Linked DNA regions of Homo sapiens: region 2 is linked to region 1. Evidence: chromatin contacts called from ENCODE Hi-C or POLR2A ChIA-PET data. All regions are on one chromosome and are shown on one strand. The core of a region is the stretch at or near the end of the contact, and the rest is flanking DNA. Distances in the headings are between cores, read along the strand shown.

Region 1 (3,666 bases), core at 568-3,067:
AAATACAGCAAGCAAGCCAAAGACAATGTCATTCCCAAATTCCACTTCAACAACCTCTTTATTCTCCCCTTCTTTTTTGGGGACCAGCATCCTGACAATAGCCATTAGGTGCCCTATGTGAACTTGGGCAAGCATCTTAATGCCTACATTTTCTCATCTATAAAGTGAAACAGCTGAAATAGATCAATGGTTTTCAAGCCTTTTTGTCAACCTAAGGCTTATAAACAGAAGCCCACAAGATAAAGCAGAAACTCATCGCTGCCCCAGGCCAAGTGAGATGGGGGAGGGGAGGCCTGGAGCCCCAAATGCTCTCAGAATACTCTCTCCCCACTGACCAAGGGTCTTATTCTTGGATGAGAACCCCAAGGAGCACAGTTTAAAAACACTGAGGTTTTCCTTGGGTCTCTTCAAGTGCCAACAATATGATTCTGTGGCTTTATGGGGTCATCAGCCAGTGCTGTGACCAAACACATACCAACAACCTCTCTTTCCAGAGAATCAACTTCTCCTTGTAACCTTCAACCTCTGGGCTCAGTGTCTCCACTGCTATGCAATGGGTTGAGGTTATGGCCACTCAGAGCTTAATGTGAGACTGCCCCCTGATAGCCTGGGCTTGGCCCAGGAGAAGTCACCACACCATACCGAATCATTTTTCTTATTTGTGAAATTGAGGACAAAATCACTAACCAGATAGATCAGGGAGGCTGGCTAGGGAAGTTTTATCCCCTAGAGTAAAAGCAGAGGGAGTTAGGCTAGTGATTGGGTTAAACAGCTCCATCCTGGCAGCTCTGTGGAAATGCATTCACAGGTTTCACCCCATGGGGCACATCACCCAGAAGTTAAATGGCTTATAATGGCCAAGGGCTGGTTAAGTCCAAGGGCGGATTTTAGAAAATCCTGCCTGGAGTGACAGGCTGCTCGCACATTGAAAGGACACTACCTCCAGGGATCAATGACTTTTCGTGGCCTTGAAATTCACATAGAAGCAGGGCGTAGTGGCTCACGCCTGTAATCCCAGCACTTTGAGAGGCCGAGGTGGGCGGATCACGAGGTCAGGAGATTGAGACCATCCTGGCTAACACGGTGAAACCCCGTCTCTACTAAAAATACAAAAAATTAGCAGGCGTGGTGGCAGGCGCCTGTAGTCCCAGCTACTCGAGAGGCTTAGGCAGGAGAATGGCGTGAACCCCGGAGGCGGAGCTTGCAGTGAGCCTAGATCGCGCCACCGCACTCCAGCCTGGGTGACACAGCAAGACTCCGTCTCAAAAAAAAAAAAAAAAGAAAAGAAATTCACATAGAAATAAAATGAGCAGCCTGCTTTGTCTGGCAGGGCTAATTGGAGGCTGCTGTCCACATTTCTCCTTCCATACTCCTGTAGCTCAGCCTGCAGAGGCTCTAATGCTGGAAACCTTGGGGGCCTGCAGGGAGGGACCCGGTCAGGCTACCCCTCGGTTCCCAATGCACAGTGCCAGGAAGGGTCATTTCATCCCTGCCCCGCTATGCTTGCTCAGGTCTGAGACAGTGGGGTCAGCCCCCTGACAGCACCTGCTGACTGCAGGGCCCCTCCTGATGGCAGGGTGACCAAGAGTTACCCCTCTCTGGAAGAACCAGCTGAAGTTGGGTGTTTAATGCAGCCACAGATCCTGCCTCCTATACTCAGAAAAGGCTGAAAAGCATTCCCATCTGGAAATTAGTCCGTAGTTTCTAGACGTGGTAATAATGTCATGTAAATACAGCTATATATATACATATACAGGGATGGAAGGCTGGTTTTTCTCCACCGGATTGTTAGTCTCAGCCGCTTGCCTGAAGCCCCTTGTTAAACCGTAAGGGAAATGATGCCACCTGCTGTCATTTCCAGGAACTGCACTAGAGGCTATTTTGGATTCTTTCTGCTTTGCAATTCAAATCAATAGGGTTTTATGGAGCATCAGCTGGGTCCCCAGTACTATACTGTGTTTAAGGGGCAGGGTCCACTGAATTTCCACAGACTTCAGAAATCAGTGGTCAGCTGGGGAAGAGAAGAACTAATAATATTACATGAAGTGAGCTTTATCAGCAAAATTGTTGCTGCAGTTTCTAAAAGTTTCTCTGAAAACCCCAGCCCGTGTGAAATTTCCCTGTAAAGCACAGAAACCAAGGGCACTTCCATTGGGGCTGGAAGCTCTTTATACTCATCCTAGATAAAAAGCTCCTTGAAAGACTGCTATAGGAACATACCCGACAGTGAAGACACATGGAGGCAGAGGCAGCAGGAGTCCTTAGAATCATTTATTCCCGCCCAGCTGCATCTTGGTAGAGGAGGCTGAGGCCAAGGGCTTCGTCTGGCTCCTGCCAAAACTAGAATTAGAAGGAGTGGGGATCCTGTAAGTCCAGCCCATGCTCTCCCTTGGTGTTGGGCTGTAAAAAGATCACGAGGAGTTCAGTTGGGTGAGCCTCCCTCCTTCCATCACTAAAACACAATCATCTCACATTATAAATATCTCAGAATCTTCCTAAGAGATCAGTGTAGTTCTTCTTATTGTTCAGGAAAATTAGTACATGGGGTCAAGGAGCAGGTCATACACATTGGTCTCCACACTATGGGGAGATCCCTCCTCTGCCTTGGCCTCTGTCCAACCACATGGAAGTCATCCTCTTCCTTTTCTTCATCATCATCATCCTATCACTGTCACCATTCTCACATGTTTGTGGGGATTTTACGCAAAACACAGAGTTAATATTTTTACATGATATGGATCCCGAAGGCAGACAAGATTCCTGGCATTCATTCATCACAAAAATATCTACAACTAACAGAGAGTACGTATGATTATGTAACACATGCATCAGCCACGGACTGCTCCTGCCACCGAGACTGAATCATGCTCATCTTTGTATGACCCACACAATGTCTGGGACGTAGTAAATACTCAGTAAATGTTTACTTGGTTAAAAAGAATATTCAGGCTGGGCGTGGTGGCTCACGCCTGTAATCCCAGCACTTTGGGAGGTGGGTGGATCACCTGAGGTCAGGAGTTCGAGACCAACCTGGCCAACATGGTGAAACCCTGTCTCTACTAAAAATACAAAAACTAGCCAGGCATGGTGGTGCATGCCTGTAATTCCAGCTACTTGGGAGGCAGAGACAGGAGAATTGCTTGAACCCAGGAGGCGAAGGTTGCAGTGAGCCGAGATTGCGCCATTGCACTCCAGATTGAGGAACAAGCAGGACTCTGTCTCAAAAAAAAAAAAAAAAAGAAAAGAAAAGAAAAAGAATATTCAAATATTCAACATTTTGGAAAATCATAATTTATAAATCATGCCATCGATGGGATTTTCCAAAATATCACTGGGTCCAGGGAGGAATTCCAGTCATACCTCTGTCATCCTGGTCTGGTTTCTTGTTGTGTGTGTGACAAACAGGATGGTAATTTTTGCCCTTTGTCTTTGAAATCCCCCAAATTGTTGATTCACAGTGTTGAAGGTCATGAGGTGAAGATCTTGCTCAGATATAGTTTTCCTTCATAACAACAATGAAGTCACTCTTCCTGGGAGAGACCTTCTGTGTTAAGGATGTCGGCGCTGACTTCTCTAATTCTGATTTGAAGATCTTGCTGTGGTGGGATGAGGGAGGGAGGGGGAAAGTTCACGTCGCCCAGGCCCTAATGAAGTATGTGGGCTACT
Region 2 (3,600 bases), core at 714-3,213, 46 kb before region 1:
CATCACTCCAGTCTGCCTCATCTTTGCCACACCTTCTCCTCTGTGTGTCTCTTATAAGGACCTGTGTCATTGGATCAGGACCTACGTTGATAATCCAGGATGATCTCTTCATCTCAAAATTGGTAACTACCTCTGCTAAGACTGTTTTTGCACATAAGGTAACATTCACAGGTTCCAGGGATTAGGAAGTGAGCATATCTTTTTTTTTCCTCCTCAAGACAGGGTCTTGCTCTGTTGCCCAGGCTGGAATGCAGTGGCACAATCATGGCTCACTGCAGCCTCAACCTTCCAGGGCTTAAGTGATCCTCTCACCTCATCCTCCTGAGTAGCTGGACTATAGGCGTGCACCACCACACCCAGGTAATGTTTGTATTTTTAGTAGAGACGAGGTCTCACTATGTTGCCCAGACTGGTCTTGAACTCTTGGGCTCAAGTGATCCTCCCACCACAGCCTCCTGAAGCGCTGGGATTACAGGCATTAAACACTGTGCCTGTCTAGGAAGTTATCATAACTTTTAGGGGGTCACCATTCACCCCACTATCGCAGTCAACCTGCTATCCATATAAAGGTAAAGAACTTGGGGATTGGAGGAGTGAATCCTGGGTTATTGTTAAGCTATATTATAACCACCCCCCGAGCCCCCACTAGTGCCTTGGGTGCAAATTACCAAGGAATATTTATTGACACCTGTTGTGTGACTAATTTCCTGCCTCTTAGGTAGCCCGTATATACAGCTGTGTCATCCATACCCCTAGTGCCTGGGTCTCAGCTATAATTCTCTGTTCAGAGAGCTGCAGTTGGGAGGGGAAGTCTGTCTCCAGGCCGCTATGGAGCATTTCCATGAAGCCATGAGGATCACCCCCAACTCATCTGGTCACTTTTCAGGGAGATAACTATGGTGTAAGCAGGCTGGGAAGAGCCACTCGAGATTATCTAGGATCACCACCACCATTGTAAAGGATCATGCCTAGCAAGATTATAAAATCCTATTCTTAAATATCTTATTCTTTCATTAATCCCTTCATTCATTTATTTAGAGATGCACCAAGACGCTACCAAATGCAAATTAATAAGACCAATCCTGGCTGGGTGCAATGGCTCACTCCTGTAATCTCAGCACTTTGGGAGGCCGAGGCAGGTGGATCACAGAAGGTCGGGAGTTTGAGACCACCCTGACCAACATGAAGAAACCCCGTCTCTACTAAAAATACAAAATTAGCCGGGCATGGTGGTGCATGCCTGTAATCCCAGATACTCAGGAGGCTGAGGCAGGAGAATCGCTTGAACCTGGGAGGTGAAGTTTGCGGTGAGCCGAGATCGCGCCATTGCACTCCAGCCTGGTCAACAAGAGTGAAACTCTGTCTCAAAAAAATAAGAATAAGACACAATCCTTGCCCTCAAGATTCATACAGTCTGAAGGTAAAGAGGGGACATAAATGAAAGAAGTGATTACAAAACAGTGTGATTGGTTCTGAAAAGGCAGTGAGTAAACAGTCCTGTTGCATAAATAACAGGACAGGCTAGTGTTGCTGTAACCATGCCACAATCTTAGTGGCTGAAAACAACAAAGGTTTACTTTTCACCCCTGCTGCAAGTCCATTGAGGGTTGGCTGGGGGCTCTGCTCTGGCTCATTTCTTGTCCTCCCTCTGAGACCTAAGCTGTGGGAGCAGCTACCCCTTTGCTTGTTGTCATGGCAGAAGGAAGGAAAGTTCTGGAAGACTCACGCTGGCCATTAAATGCTCTCTTTTGGAAGGTTCCTAACTATCCACATGGCTCCAATTAACCATAGGGGCAGGAAGTACCATCCTCTCATGGCCTCCAAATGATGAGAGCTAGAAGTACTTCACAAACATTGTTAGTGGCCTGATAGAGTCTTAGAAGCCTTCACAAAGCAGACGATCTTTGAGCTGTGTCTGGAAGTAAGACTGTGTCTTTCAGGCTGACAAGAGGGGGAAAGCCGAGGGAGAAAGTGTTTATCTGCACCACTCAGGGCTCATTCGCTTGAGTCTTACACGGCTTTTGTGGTCGGAGATGTTCTTGCAGATTGAAATGAAAACTGCTTCATAAGCACAAATAATGTTTTCAATGATGTCAGCTGTTCTTCATGCTTTGGGGGTGATTGAGAGAGGCAAGTAGGTTTGAACGAGAAGCTAGGGGTGCAGATATGCAGGAAAATATATCAGAGAAATATAAACATAAGCGTTAAGGGCATCTGTTTAGACTGTTTCTCAAGTTTCTTAGTCCTGGAACAGCCAATTCCATGGAGCATGCCACCAGGAGTTGCAACTTATAGCCTAGGTGGCTCTTGGGAGGTGAACGTCTTTGTGGCTATGTGAGCAGCATGGAATTGTCTACGCCTTTTGATTGGAATGCACTCCCCCTTGGTGAAAGGGAATCTATGTCTTTTTTCTACATGCAGTTATATAACACTTAGAATCACCATTCTTTCCCATAAGGCTTGTACATAAGCCCTACCTTTTGTCCCTAAGGAAGGAGTTGGTGAAAGTCGGCCTGTGAGTAACATTGGAATTAGGCAGTAGAATTTGAAGAAATGGTAGCAACAGACAGCCCTCTGCTCCCTTAAGGCTTTCTTTGCCTGATTATTGATTTTGTAGTAGATCAAGGGGGATGCCATGCAGAGAAAGACCATCAATCCTGGGTTTTAGGTTCAGGGTCAGTTACCAGCCTCAGGATCCCGGTCAGTTCCGTGCTCTGTAAAACCGATACCTGCTTTACCTACCTTCCAAGGTTATTTTGAAAAGGAAGTAAGATTATGCATGTAATAAATATCTTATGAAAGTACCTTGAAGCGTTCAATTATTTCACAAATGCATGGTGGTGGTGTTATTAGTATTTATTAAACTGATATTGTGAAAAATTGTAACAACCCTGAGCGTGTCTTCTGTAAGAAAGCACTGGCGCTCTCTGTGCCTAGTGGAAGGTGGCAGAAGGGAAGGCAAAGAGGGTGACATTGGTGCACATGAGCAAAGTGAACCTTTCCAATATAGGACAAAGAGGCTTTTTATAGCATAAAGGAGGTTTTAAGCTGTGCAACAGTAATAGGAAAAATACTTTACACTTCTACCACACTTTATTGTCAAAGTACTTTCCCGTATCTGTTCAGCTAAACTGTAAGCTCTGCAAATCCCCATCATAGGTTCTAACATCCAATGATGAGCATAATGTATATTCAACACATCCTGTGAGTAGATGCAGGAATGCAGGCTTCATATGCCTCATGGGGAGGCAGTGCAATGGCTTAAGGGCTAAGAGCACACACAGAGAGCCATATGGCTGGGTTTGAGTTTGACTTTGCCATTTACTAGCTTGTGACCTCTCCATGGCTTGGTTTTTCCATTTGTAAAATGGAAATAATGATAACACCTACCTGCTAGGGTTGTTGTGAGGTGTAAATGAGTCGGTGGTTGTGTAAAGTGCTTAGTGCGTTGCACATATTAGGTGTGATGTAATTGTTTATTGATTAAGGAAAGAGGCTTTTATAATCATTTAGAAGAGAACAGCCTCCTGCGCTTTTGGTGCAGCTCTGACTGGGACACGGGATGGACAAGAGGACATCTGAAGTTCTCCTCCAGCCTGA

The links. Hi-C counts contacts between places; a loop is a spot of excess contacts on that map. ChIA-PET counts read pairs that join two places held with the same protein, here RNA polymerase II (POLR2A). Pooled maps may share reads with other maps.
Region 2: a map of heart right ventricle shows a loop between it and region 1 (2.4-fold over the local background). The contact joins two enhancer-like sites. A Hi-C loop is called at or near these places in 42 of 168 maps with a recorded cell type or tissue (B cell, CD4-positive, alpha-beta T cell, CD4-positive, alpha-beta memory T cell and 19 more), 25 of 37 single-sample maps with no recorded cell type and 36 of 50 pooled maps. POLR2A ChIA-PET finds 5 or more read pairs at or near these places in 18 of 52 experiments (B cell, BJ, CD4-positive, alpha-beta T cell and 12 more).

What each region holds. Positions count from the first base shown.
Region 1 is chr1:167,686,259-167,689,924 of GRCh38, forward strand. The region is part of intron 3 of RCSD1 (RCSD domain containing 1); the gene reads left to right. Among named protein-coding and RNA genes, the nearest start is that of TRP-CGG1-1, 27 kb to the right of the region's middle. RefSeq lists enhancers at 1,585-1,764, 2,992-3,666. Within about 2 kb of position 1,818, at least 7 of the 41 ENCODE cell types and tissues checked have a DNase peak (open chromatin) inside an H3K27ac peak, as active enhancers do.
Region 2 is chr1:167,640,353-167,643,952 of GRCh38, forward strand. All of the region lies in intron 1 of RCSD1 (RCSD domain containing 1), which reads left to right. Among named protein-coding and RNA genes, the nearest start is that of RCSD1, 12 kb to the left of the region's middle. Within about 2 kb of position 1,964, at least 2 of the 41 ENCODE cell types and tissues checked have a DNase peak (open chromatin) inside an H3K27ac peak, as active enhancers do.